Linked DNA regions of Homo sapiens: region 2 is linked to region 1. Evidence: chromatin contacts called from ENCODE Hi-C data. All regions are on one chromosome and are shown on one strand. Each heading gives the region's core, a stretch centred on a gene start or an enhancer-like site at or near the end of the contact. The rest is flanking DNA. Distances are from core to core; before and after follow the strand shown. Region 1 overlaps OCA2 (OCA2 melanosomal transmembrane protein). Region 2 holds the start of OCA2 (OCA2 melanosomal transmembrane protein).

Region 1 (5,402 bases), core at 1,371-3,870:
GGGAGGCCAAGAGGGACCTGAATGGACAGGCCTCGCCAGGGCCCCTCCCGGCCCGTTTCCTGCGCTTGCTCATGTGCTCTCGTCCTATCACACCTTTCAGGACCCCACTCTTCATCAAACCTAGCATCAAAACACCAAGCTCAGCTGTTTCTTGTCAAGCAACGCTTATATGAAATACATGAGTATGCCTTTTTCTTGTTAACCTGTCCTTCGTGTCTAATCTGCAGGGCCCTGGTTGGAGAAGCTAGGAGGGTGGGGAAACAGTGTTTTCTCCTCCCCTCTGAATCTCACAGTCTCCTCCATGTCCTCTGAGAGCCCAGGATGCAGCGCTGGGTGTGATACAAAATGCATCACATGGGAAAAAGGAGAGAATGAAAGGGATGGGGAAAGAGGGAGGGAGAGAATAGGGAGAATGGGGAGAAGGGAGGGAGAGAGAAAGGGAGAGGAGAAAGAAGAGGACGCAGCAAAGAAGAGCAGGAAGGGAGGGAGGAAGAGAAAGGAGAGCGGGAGACAAGGACGGCGCCCTTAACTGACCTGGTTGTAGAGGTTTGCTGGCTTCTGTTCATTTGCCCAGTGCCCTGGGAGCCTGACAGGCCTCCTTCAGACAACAATTCAGGGACAAAGAACTTCAGGTGCTACAATTACAGGCTTCTGAAATAGACCCTGCAACTACCGAACCGACACCGCCTGGCTGCTGCGGGAGACACTGAGGTTCCGAAAGAAAGGTGGCTTCGCTATTCACCGGCTAAAGGAGAGTGGTGCTTTCTCCAGAAGCTCCTCCCCTCACAGCAGACACCCTGGGTGTCCTTCACCCAGCCTCCTCCACAGGGCAGGCCAGAGGGCCGGGAGGAGGCCTCGAGCTCCTTGCTCAGAAGACAGCCCTGAGGACATTGCTGTGGGCCTTTCCAACCAGGCCGAGGCCCCTCCTACCTCACGCCTATACTGCACGCCCTTTCTCAGGGAATCACCTTGTGGGGGGCAGGGTCCAGCTGGCTTCCCCTCCTCCCCAGGCAGGCCTCAGGCCTGCAGCTTTCACAAAGCTCAGCTTTCACAAAGAGAGGGTCCGTGAGTTTCCGGAAAGCGTGGTTAATCCCTGGGAACACTGCCCTTTTCCAAGGAGCCTGCTGGAGGCTCAAATCAACCCCTCATCGTGGCTGGTGACCCACTGCGCTGGAGGACGCAGCACCCGTCTTCCCCCCTGCGGCCTTCATCTCTCCCAGGCTCTCTCTCTCCCTCTTCATCCAAATTCGAAGGCCACACAGGGAGCAGGCGAGACAGCTCCCCGCCCCCACCCATCCCCACCCCCTGCCAAGAAAGGCAGGCTGCCCTGCCCCCTGCTGGGAGGGACTCAGGCTGTGGGGTCCTGCGTGGGGCCTGGTGCACTCAGGCTGCTCGAGAAGGAGCTCGGCAAAATGCCTTAGAATAAAGGGGACACACTGGGGCCTGGGTGGGATGACCAGAGGGCTGAGGCTATCATCTCATCTTAGTGACCTAAGCTGCTGTGCTCGCCTGGGATCTCTACTGACTGATCAAGTTTGGTGCCAGTGTTCCCCGAAATCTCCCCCTCCTGCCTGAGTCCCACTGAGGACGGTTTCTGGACAGGATCCAGCCTCCCCCTTCAGGTTCCTGGGTCAGCCTGGCAGCCGGTTGCTCTATCTCCCCTTCCCCCTGCGGGAAAGTCCTGCCCAGGAGGGTGGCATGTCCTGGGAACTTCATGAGGGGGGCCAGGAACACAGGGCAAGTCTTGGCTTTCTTCATCCTGGAGAAGTAATGCAGAGGTCGAGGCACAAGAATGAGAAACAAAGTCTGTCAACATCACACAGCTCTTCGGTTCTCTCACATGGAGATACTTTACAGCTCAGGCACGGTTTTAAAGTGATGAAGAAAATACAAACACGTGCACACGCACTCAGCTGACATCAGCACCGCCCTGACCCCAGTGGAAGTGGAGTGCTTCTAAAACTGTGGGTGCCTCCATCCACTGAGCAGAGGGAAGCACAAACTGTGACCAGTGTGCCCCCGGCTCACCAGAAAGCCTCAAGTGCCAGGCCTTTCTGGAAGGCTGCTGGTGCCCTGCTGGGTAGGTCACTGGCTAAGGAGAGGGTGTCCTGGGAAGATGTAGTGAGACTGCCAGAAGGACTACAAAAACCAAGACTATGCAACAGATTACAGCAACTGCAAGGAAAGCAAGCCAGTTTCCTAAAATTTCAGTTCACTGAGGCTATCAAGTAAGTAGACTAAAGAAAAAAACACTTGCCATTTAGCTAACTGAATTAATTCCTTTTTAAATAATAATCATCAAAAATATTTGCCTGATCAGAGCACTGCATCGGAGGGTCCCACCTCTCCAGGACCCTCCACGGATGCCCGCCGCACTAGCAGTACCGGGGGCTTCAGGGGCCTTCATGCACAGACACCTTAATGACCATGTCCATTCCAAAATAGGCTCTGGACCCTGGCTGGAGAGCTGAGAAACAGCCCTCCCACCCTTTCACCCAGAAAAGGCTGGGCGGACATCAGTTAACCGCCCACTCCTGATCCCAGAATAAGGCTGCAGCAGAAACAACTCGCCTGAAACCTAGAGCAAAACAGGTGACTGTAGGAAGAGGCGGCTTCCCTGGGACAGGTGCCAGCCCCACACTTCAGAATCAGGCGGGATTCAGCCAGAAAATGTAGACATTGCTCAAGGTCAAGTGTGGGCTCGCTTGAGCGTGGGAGCCTCTGAGAGCCACAGATGGAGGTGTTCACATTTTCTTGCAGGCTTTTCCTCCAGGAACCCCAGCGGACGCTCCCCAGGAAGACAGGAAGCCTGGGGAAGATCCCGGGAAAGCATCCCCCAGTGATGCCAAGCTTCACCCTCTCCCGCTGCCTCTATCTCCCCTAAGGAGCAAAGGCCTTCATTTGCTTGGGAAGCGCATCTAATCTGGCAGCCAGAGGGCGCAGTGGGAATTCCTGCAGCCATGAGAAGGTAGGAGGGGAAAAAGTAGCTCTTACCCCAGTGGGAGGGGTGGGCATAGAGCAAGGTCTGGCAGACAGCTGGCAGGGCGCCCGGTAATTCTGAGTGTCTAGTGCACCGCAGGTTGCCACAGCAACCGCAAACCTCAACACAGCCAGATTCTCACTAGATTTACATGAACCCTCCAACTAATGCCTGCAGAAGTCAAGGCATGCTCATCTCCAAGCTTAAACACCACTGGCCTCTGTATCTACTATCCTACAGGATGTGTATGACTTCTAACTAAAAATTCTGAGGCATGCAAGAAGGCCAGAGCAAGCACAGTAGGAGGTGCCACAGCAGTCATCAGAGCAAGGTGACACAGCCAGGACAGCAGGGACTGGAAGATGGGTCACGCTGAACGCAAAAGAGACGGGGGAGGAAAGGAGTATCGGGGAGCTAGGGAAAGCCAGGTCCTGGCTGGAATGTGCCCTGCTGTCCCCCTTCCTCACTCGGAGAGCTCCACCACCAACCCCGCCACTGTCTCCCTGGAGCTCCCCGCCCCTCTGTCCTGAGACTCCATCTCTCATCAGACATCCTGGAGAAACAAAATTCGAGTGGTAATGGCCTGTGCCGTGGCCTTCAGCAGCAGTCACAACCGTCTGCAAGTGTCTCCTTGTGTTTCAGATCTCAGCCAGGCGGCTGGCCATCTCAGAGTGGATTTTGGATACAGTAGTTCTCCAGCGGTGATAAGGCCAACAGCTGCCAGAGCTTTCCTTGATCCGGATATAGGCTGAACAAAATCTGTAACAATCAGAAACGTTGAATGACAGAGGTGTGGTATGAGAGCAGTAAGGTATAAATCATTTTGATAACAGTCGAAAACAGATGTGATGATGGGGCTACTGTGTGCATCCAGTACGCGCCAGCTTACTCTGAATAGCTTTGTCTTAAATATTATAATATTCTGATTCATTACAGTGTTCAGCTACAATGGGCCCTGATTATTGATACCTGCCAAATTTAAGGATTAAATGCCTGGCCATAAAATTAAATCATCGAAGAAGGATAAATGTGGTTTTCTCACAATGGAGAATAAAGGCATATGACCCCTGTGATGGTTAGAGCATGTGTTTGTGGTAGCAGGTGTTTGTGAAATTTGCAAAGCACCTTATACACCATCAAAAAGTAAATTAAACTGATGATAACATGAGATTATAGAAGTTCAAATCATTCCTCAAATTCTATTTTGGATATCTCCACAAATCACCTAAACTCCATCTCACAGAAGAAGGCTGAAGACTGGACACAGAGCTCAGGTCAGCTCTTGGGGACCAGGGGAGACCTGGCCCACCCTGCCCGGTTCCTTTGAAATCTCAGAGCACCTGCCAGGCCCTGCTGAGCAGCAGGGCTTCAGAAACACACATTCATGTGAGTAGGAAGTGGGGAAGCAAATTGGTAGCCAAAAATATCAAATCGTGATGCTTTCAGAGCTCAATGTAATTGGTTTTCCATTTCTAGCATAGGTTTCCTTTCTCTGGGTCACAGATCTCCTCCCTCATGGGTTGGTTATTAAGAAGTTGACTGTACTCAGCTCAATGCAATCAGCACTGACTTCGTACACCACCCTGCTGTCCACATGTCACAGCTGAGAGCGGACCCAGGGCCACAGACATTCCTGCACGCACGCAGAGCCACAACACACATGCCACGCGTGCAGGTCACGAAACAGCCAGCAACAGCCACACATCTCATGCACAGGGGACCCTGTCACCAGGGCAGGCTGCGTGGGAGAGCACACCACCCCCTAAGCTGGTGCACATCATGAAACACAGCTCAGACCCACCCTTGCCCACAACCACAGTCACACCCCCATCACAGCAGCACCTACCACCCACTGTGGTCTCCCAGCAACTGCCCATGCACACCATCTTGGAGCAACACTCAAAAGTGGCACTCACCCAAAATAACTCCGCAAAGCACAGGCACAACCCATCATGGTCACTGACCACAACCTACACAGCTCACACAGGTGCACACACAGAGACATACAGCAGGCACAGGGGACCACACACAACCTACACAGTTCACAATGGTGCACACACACAGACATAGAGCAGGCACAGGGGACCATACACCCACGTGCAGACACGAAGACACACAGCCACAGACAGGAGACCATATACTCACCTGCACACACACAGACACACAACCAGACAGGAGACCACACACCCACTCATTGGGCAAATGTATTTTGAGTGCCGCTATGTGACCCTGGCTCAGGCTACATCAGGCCACAAAGCACACCAAGGCTGGCAGTGGGACCTGTGACTGTCGCCTCGGAGGGCACAGAGGTGTCTCTGCAGCCCTGGCTCCCTGCTCGGGCTCCTGTGCCTTTCCCTTGATGGGTCCATCTGCTAGGACCCCTCCAATGAAGAACAGCACCGCCCACTGCCATGGGCTCACC
Region 2 (7,073 bases), core at 2,496-4,995, 78 kb after region 1:
AGCCGGGCGTGGTGGCGCGTGCCTGTAATCCCAGCTACTCGGGAGGCTGAGGCAGGAGAACCGCTTGAACCAGGGAGGTGGAGGTGACGGTGAGCCGAGATGGCGCCATTGCACTCCAGCCTGGACAACAAGAACGAAACTGTCTCAAAAAAAAAAAAAAAAGAACATTGTTCTTCGAGTTCTTTAAATATCTGACATAATACCGGCAAGGAACGAGAAGCACCAGGTTTAGGCGCTGAGGTGAAAATTTGGCTGTTGAAAGGCAGTCCCTCTGCAGCCAACTCCCCTCTGGTGGACAGTGTCTAACATCCAGAGAAAACACCCGTCACTGAACGCTCCCCTCCCCACAAAGCGCTGCTTGGCCCCAAATCGTCCCTAATGCGCTGCTCAGCCCCAAGGCGTCCCTCTGAGCGAGAAACCGCCCCTGGCTATGCTTGCAGGGGCCTGGCTGGGTCCACAGGGCATGGCTGTGTCTCTCGGAGCACGGCCCTTCTCTCCGGGGGCCTGGCTGCGTCTGCAAAGGCGTCAATGTGTCTCCGGGGGCGTAGCTTGTCTCCGGGGCGTGGTCGTGTCTCCGGGAGGTGGCTGGTCTCGGGGGCGTGGCTTGTCTCCAAGGCGTGGCCGTGTCTCTGGGGGCATGGCTTGTCTCCGGGGCGTGGTTGTGTCTCCTGGGGCGTGGTCGTGTCTCTGGGGCTTGGTAGTGTCTCCGGGGGCATGGCCTGTCTCCGAGGTGTGGTCGTGTCTCCGGGGGCGTGGCTTTTCGTTGGAGGTGGTCTGTCTGTGTCGGGCGTGACTGTGAGCCGGAGGCGTAGCCGTGTCTCGGGAGCCTGGCGGTGTCCGCAGGAGCGATGCTGTGACCGTTGCATTTGAAGCATTCCTTCTAGTTCCCGGATCCCAGGGAGGGGGCAGGAGAAGCCCTGCGGCCAAGAAGGCCTGAAGAAGCCCGTCCAGGGGTCAGCCTCCTCCTCAGCCGGTCCTGGGCTGAGACAGGGGTGTCCCGCTGAGGGCAGTGTAGGGTGCGGTGCCCCCACCCCACTTCGGGCCTGGACCGAGACCGCGAGTGTGACCGTATATCCCTTCAGGTGGATTTTTCAACATGTGAACTTGGTTAAAAGCTTCTAGAACGTTAAGCCAAACATCGTGGCTTTCCATCCGTTTTCTGTTCTTGTTTGAAAGAGTACGCCTCCTTCCAGCCTGGGAGGAGGGGCGGGGCCCGGGAGAGGGCCTCGGGAGGCCGCGGGTGGGCTCTGCCGAGGGCCGCGTTCGCAGGGCCCCCCGGGACTGGCGGCCCCGCGGCAGGCCAGGCGCACCTCTCGGGGAGAAACGAGCAGCGCCAGCAAACGCGCAGCCGGGCACGCGGCCGCCCAGCCCCGCTCCCAGCCCGGGGCCAGGACCCCTCCCCGCGGCGCCGCTGCCGCAAGCCTCCTCTGCTACCCCAGCTGCGGGCAGTTTGGCCCGGCGCTGTGCCGCTGTAGTTCGGTGTCCCTTCGCCCATCCTGCAGGCCAGCTTGGAAACTGTGTCCCATGCTCCTCGAAACACCGGACCTGCTCCCCGCCGCCCTGCGGAATGCGCCTCCTGGCGCCTCAGTGGGTGGCCGGGCCGAGAGCACAGGCGCGCCAGCCACACCTCCCCACGGGTCGGACCCACACGGACCCCGCCGCGCTCCGCCGAAACTGCGCGGGTCCCGCGGGTGGCCGGCGCAAGAGCCACAGCCCGCGACAAGCCGGCTGCCTGCAGGTCAGTGACAGAACCCCAAATGGAAACTGCGGAAACCCAACAACCAGCGAGTGAGCTGGTAGAGCCAGCGGCCCCAAGGAGCTGAGGGAGCTCCGGCTTGTGGAGTCTCTTCTCACATTTCCAGCATATGGAGAATGCCACACTGGGTCAGCCCCTGCCCCAGATCCTGCCCCCTGGCCTCCAGGCTCTGGGCTTTCCTCCCCTCTGTGGTAGCCTTTATCTCCATTGCAAGCCATCTTTCCACTACTAACAGTTAAAAGCCTCCCCTTTCTCTCTACTCTCCCAAGAAACCTCATCCTCACCTGTGGACAGGTGGCCGCCCAACTCTCTTCTGCAGCTCAAACCACTGTGTCCATCTACCTCTTTGTGTCCCTAGACATAAAGGTACCCAAAACTCCCAGAGTGCTGAAGCCACACCTGGCCTTTCCCAGGGGCCCACTGATCCCACCATCCATCACCCATCACCAACTGGGAATCCCCCCTGCAGCTCACCAGTGCTTCCCTGCCCCGGCCTGGCAACCACACTCAGTGGGAAGGCCTTGGCAGTGGCTTTCTTCAACTCCCCAGCTGCTCCCAACCCCCCAGCCACAGTGATCTTTCCAAAATGCATATGGCCTCAAACTCAAAATATTTCCTTGCTGCCTGCCACTCCAGCATAGAAACGGGGACCCAGGTGACACAGGTGTCATGCCGCTGGGTTTCCAGGGACAGCCAGGACCTCCCCATTCCTGGTATTCCTGATATCCTCAGATCTCAGCTGCTCCAGGGGCTGGAGGTTGCGTTCTTCTCATAAAACAAGAACAGTATAGGCATTTGCTTTTCATCAGTGTAATGAAACTTTAGGGACTTATGATCCTAAATCACATTACACCAATGTGAACTGCACTCAAATTGTTGTAAACTAAATTTGCAGAACAAGCAGTTTTTGTGCAATTCTTTGCAGTCTACTCAGCTCTTTCATCTCTGTGTTCAGGTTCAATCCTCATTAGTTCTTCTATGAGAGATAGTTATCCCCAGATGCGTTCAATGCTCAGCTCCTTGCCCTGGCAGGCCCCGTCCCAGGGTCCTGGATGGCAGATGCCATGCCCGCCCCGCGAAGCTCAGGCTCACCAAGCAAGCAAACCGCAGCTGGTTTAGGTAGACAGCAGCTGCCCACAACTGCTAACAGCCTCGGGTTTCTTTTCCTCAGAATCACTCACCCTAAATCTACACATTGTAGACTGTCACATTGGTCTAAGTAGTGCTCCTCAAAGTGCACTGCACATTAGAGTCACCTGGGGAGCTTCACCGCCGGGCCCCAGGCTCTGATTCGCCCAATGGGAAGGGAGCACCGGGCACTTGTCCTGAGCCCCTGGCCCCTGCCTGGTTCTGCAAACCCAGAGCGTCCACATACCAGGCTTCCTGTGCTTAACATTGTGTCCTTGAAAAGAGCTAGCTGCACTAATGCCCATTGATTTCACTGTGTGTGACCACAGTAAAGAGAAGCAGCTTTGAGGGATTTAGTGTTTTCACTCCAGTGCATTCCATTCTAAGGAAACGCCTGACCACGGCTCATGGCTAGGAGGCCCCGCAGTGCCAGATGCTGCCCTGGAGTTCAAGTGGAACATTTGCTGTCTGAACCTTTCCAAACTCCCCCCACCCATGACCTCATGGCCCACCAGGGGGCGACTTTTTCCTGGGTCGCCTGGCAGAGAGCCGGAGGGGGTGCTCAGGGGGCAGCTGCTGCAGGCCCAGGCGGACTCAGCCGCGCTAGGTCGGCTCCGTCGCACCCGTCTGTGCACACTAACCTTTAGGGGAACTTGCCTTGCTTCCTAAGCCGCGACTCAGCCGGGGCTGTGTAAACCCTCCCTGCCTGTTCCCAGGCTAGTCTGGCTCCTCGCCTCCTTCCTCCCGACCGCGGAGCACGTGCACTTTACCTGCGCACTTGCAGATCTTTCTCCAGGAGTGAGTTTAAGGTCCGCACCTCCGCTCTGGATGGTGAGCGGAGCACAGCCTTCGAAGTAAGAACTCAGAGGGAGCTCGGCGCTCCCGCAGCGGGTCCCCCACCCAGGCACGCCCCCGGCCCGGCCCCGCCCACAGCACTCCCCACTCGGCCCCGCCCACAGTGCGGCCACGCCCGTAGCACGCCCCTCCCGGCCACGCCCACAAAGCTGCCCACATGGCCCCGCCCACAGCTCGCCCGCTCCGCACCCCCGGCCCCTCAGCTCCCCAGCCCCCGGCGGCGCGGGCTGAGAGCAGCTCCGTCTAAGGCCACGCCGCCCCGGCGTCCCCGACAGCGCTCTCCGCGGGGATAGTTTCCAGCTTTACCTCTAAAGAGGCGGCCCAGGACTGCGGACAGGCTTTTCCCTATGAACAAGAACGGGGAAATGCTCAGTGAACATTCTGTTCCCTTCAGAGCTCTCCCAGCGGGCACTGAGAGGCCCTCCAGCTAGGACGCCAAGGTTACACTTGCCGACAGCCCCTCCTGCAGCACAGACACACACACGAGATACACAGACACACACAGATACACAGACACACACAGATACACACAGACACACACACAGATACAGAGATAGACACGATATACACAGACACAGATACACAGATACACATACACAGAGACACACACAGAGACACAGCAATACACAGACACACAGATACAGGACACAGATACACAGATGACACACAAGGACACATGCAGATACACAGACACACATACACAGATACACACAGACACATGCACAGATACACAGAGACACACACACAGGCACAGAGATACACACAGATACACAGATATACACACAGACACAGATACACAGACACACACAAATATATACAGATACTCAGACACAGATACACAGACACAGGTACAGACACACAGATACAGATACAGAGATACATACAGATACAGAGATACAGAGACACACACAGATACACACACGGACACACACAGAGATACACAGACACAGATATACACAGGCACACAGATACAGACACACAGATACACACATGCACAGATACACACAGATACAGAGATCTACACACAGAGATACACAGACACACAGATACGCAGACACAGAGATACACAGATACATAGACACATACAGACACACACACAGATACATGCACAGACACACACGCAGATACACATATACAGATATACAAACACAGATATACGCACAGACACACACAGATACACACACAGATACAGACACACACACAGATACACGCACAAACACATGGAGACAACACAGCTACAGACACACACACAGCTGCAGTGGCCAGGCCCTGCACAGGAATTGGCAGGAAGTAAGAGGCTCCATCCACAGTGTAACAGCAGAGCTGAAAGAGATCTCATGCCTTATAACAGAGCACATTGCACAGCCACAGGGTGGGCCAGGGGTTGCCCTGGTAGCAGGGACCGAGGATGTCCTCGGCATGGCAGGCTCCAGGACACTGAAGTTCCCAGCCAGGGCCCTGACAGCAGGAGAGCCCGAGATCTCTGAGACCACATTCACTGTCGCATGTGCAGACCCCTCAGTTCAGACCGCCGTGTGCGTTAGGTGTGGATATGGCTGGCAAGCAGCCTGCATGGTGACCCCCATCCTTGTGGGATGGCGGCTCCAGGGAGCCTGTGACCACCGATGCACCAGTTCCCGTCCCAGAAATACTGTCTCCTCCTCGCTCATCACTGCACCTGCTCCCCTCCCAGTGCCTCAGGGACACTGTTACAGGGCGGGAAGGGGCTGGGGCACAGAGCCCGGGGGAGGCTCCCTGAGTGGGCAGAAGGCTCTTGGTGTGCACGCAGATCTGTCGAAATGCGGGCTTTGAAACGCCAGCAGGACAGCTGCGGCCAAGCGTGTGGCTCTCTGTGCCTTGCAGGTCACAGTTGTTTTTGTGTAACTGCTGAATGTATGGGGAAGGAGCAACCCTACCCCAGCTCCAGGGATAGACCCTGAGTGGCCACAGTAATGGAGGAAACCCAACTTCCATGCCAGGGACTGGCTCGGGTGAGCCAAATCTATGTGTCCCAGCCCTGGCGGCAGCTGAGGGGTGACAAAGCCCCCCCGCGAGCCGACAGGCACCCACACCCAGCACAGCCACATGCTCACTGTCTCTGGGCTTCTTAGCTGCCGTCAATCAGTCCCCTTGGTTGATTGACCCTCAGGGCCAGATGGGGTTTCCTTTCCTGGTGGCTGAGAGTGAGTGTTGCCTGCAGATGCATCAATGGAAGCCTGTGTGTGACTCGAACAGCCAAACTTGCCTTCAAGGGGCACCGTGCTTCTTCAGTTACAAGTGATTGGGGCCAGTCTCAGAAATGATGTGGTTTCTCCTGAGCATGAAGATTTGGGTCCCAAACAAGATATGATATAGAATTATACTTTTTTGGCTGGCCAAGGAAATTCCAGAAGGAAATCCCAAAATAAGGTCCCCCTAAATGTTCTTGGCAAAGAACAGCACCATTGGAATCAGATATAAAAGCCAAAGGTGGCTATTTCCAAGCAGAGGGCTGGGATGCGGTGTCGCTTTTGTGTACGTGTATGTGCATATTTTATGTTTGTGGGTGACCCAGTGAAGGCACCCTTGGCTTCTTGCCCTGGACAGGCAGTTGTGACTCAGAGGACAATGGTCCAGGAAAGTGAGAAGCTCTCAGAATTGGGCAGGCCTGAGGGTGCAGGAAAGCGCTGCCTCCCCAGACCACAGCATCCAGAGAGAAGAAAGCGCCTCCCAGCCCAGCCCTCCAGCCCCGTCATGGGGAAATCTGTCTACAGCTTCCCTTTATGAATCCTTCCCCAGGGGTCCCCGGGGCCACCTGCTGTGCAGGCCTCTGCAGTCCCCAGTCTCTGCCTGTTCCTGCCATGGTTCAGCCCACAAACCCTATGCACCCACCCCTGCCCGAAGTTGGCTTGATTCAGCAAGCATTCTGTCAAGTTCCCAGATCCTGCGGGTCTGGAATTCAGAAAGGCACAGTGGAAACAGCTCGTCTGCTCCCCACTGCAGCCAGGGCAATGTGAAAGCTGGAAATGACTGGAGTCTGGAGGATCCGGAGGTGCACTTGCTCACTCTAGGGCGGGTCTGTCGGCTCTGCCACGTGGCCCCTGCACCAGCTCTTGGACTTCCTTACAGCATGGCAGCTGGGGCCCAAGAGACAGGAAACAGAAGCCACCAGTTCCTTAGGGCCTGCACCCAGGACTGGCAGGTGTCATTTCTGCCATATTCTATTGGCCAAGCAGTCAAGGAGCCCAAGGAAGGACACAGACACCAGTTCTTGAGGGGAGGAATGTCAAAGAACATTGGAGCCATGTTTTTTGTGTTTGTTTCTGTTTTTGAGACGGAGTCTTGCTCCGTCGCC

What was found. Hi-C counts contacts between places; a loop is a spot of excess contacts on that map. Pooled maps may share reads with other maps.
Region 2: a loop to region 1 is called in a map of posterior cingulate gyrus, with 2.7 times the contacts of the local background. The contact joins the promoter of OCA2 here to the enhancer-like site in region 1. A Hi-C loop is called at or near these places in 3 of 168 maps with a recorded cell type or tissue (heart left ventricle, posterior cingulate gyrus and right cardiac atrium), 1 of 37 single-sample maps with no recorded cell type and 5 of 50 pooled maps.

The regions. Positions count from the first base shown.
Region 1 is chr15:28,018,835-28,024,236 of GRCh38, forward strand. It overlaps OCA2 (OCA2 melanosomal transmembrane protein), which reads right to left. Exons shown (of 24, transcript NM_000275.3): 6 at 3,667-3,739. Among named protein-coding and RNA genes, the nearest start is that of OCA2, 78 kb to the right of the region's middle. RefSeq lists enhancers at 434-1,102, 4,827-5,326. Within about 2 kb of position 2,621, at least 2 of the 41 ENCODE cell types and tissues checked have a DNase peak (open chromatin) inside an H3K27ac peak, as active enhancers do.
Region 2 is chr15:28,095,570-28,102,642 of GRCh38, forward strand. It overlaps OCA2 (OCA2 melanosomal transmembrane protein), which reads right to left and starts at 3,746. Exons shown (of 24, transcript NM_000275.3): 1 at 3,655-3,746. RefSeq lists an enhancer at 3,041-3,693.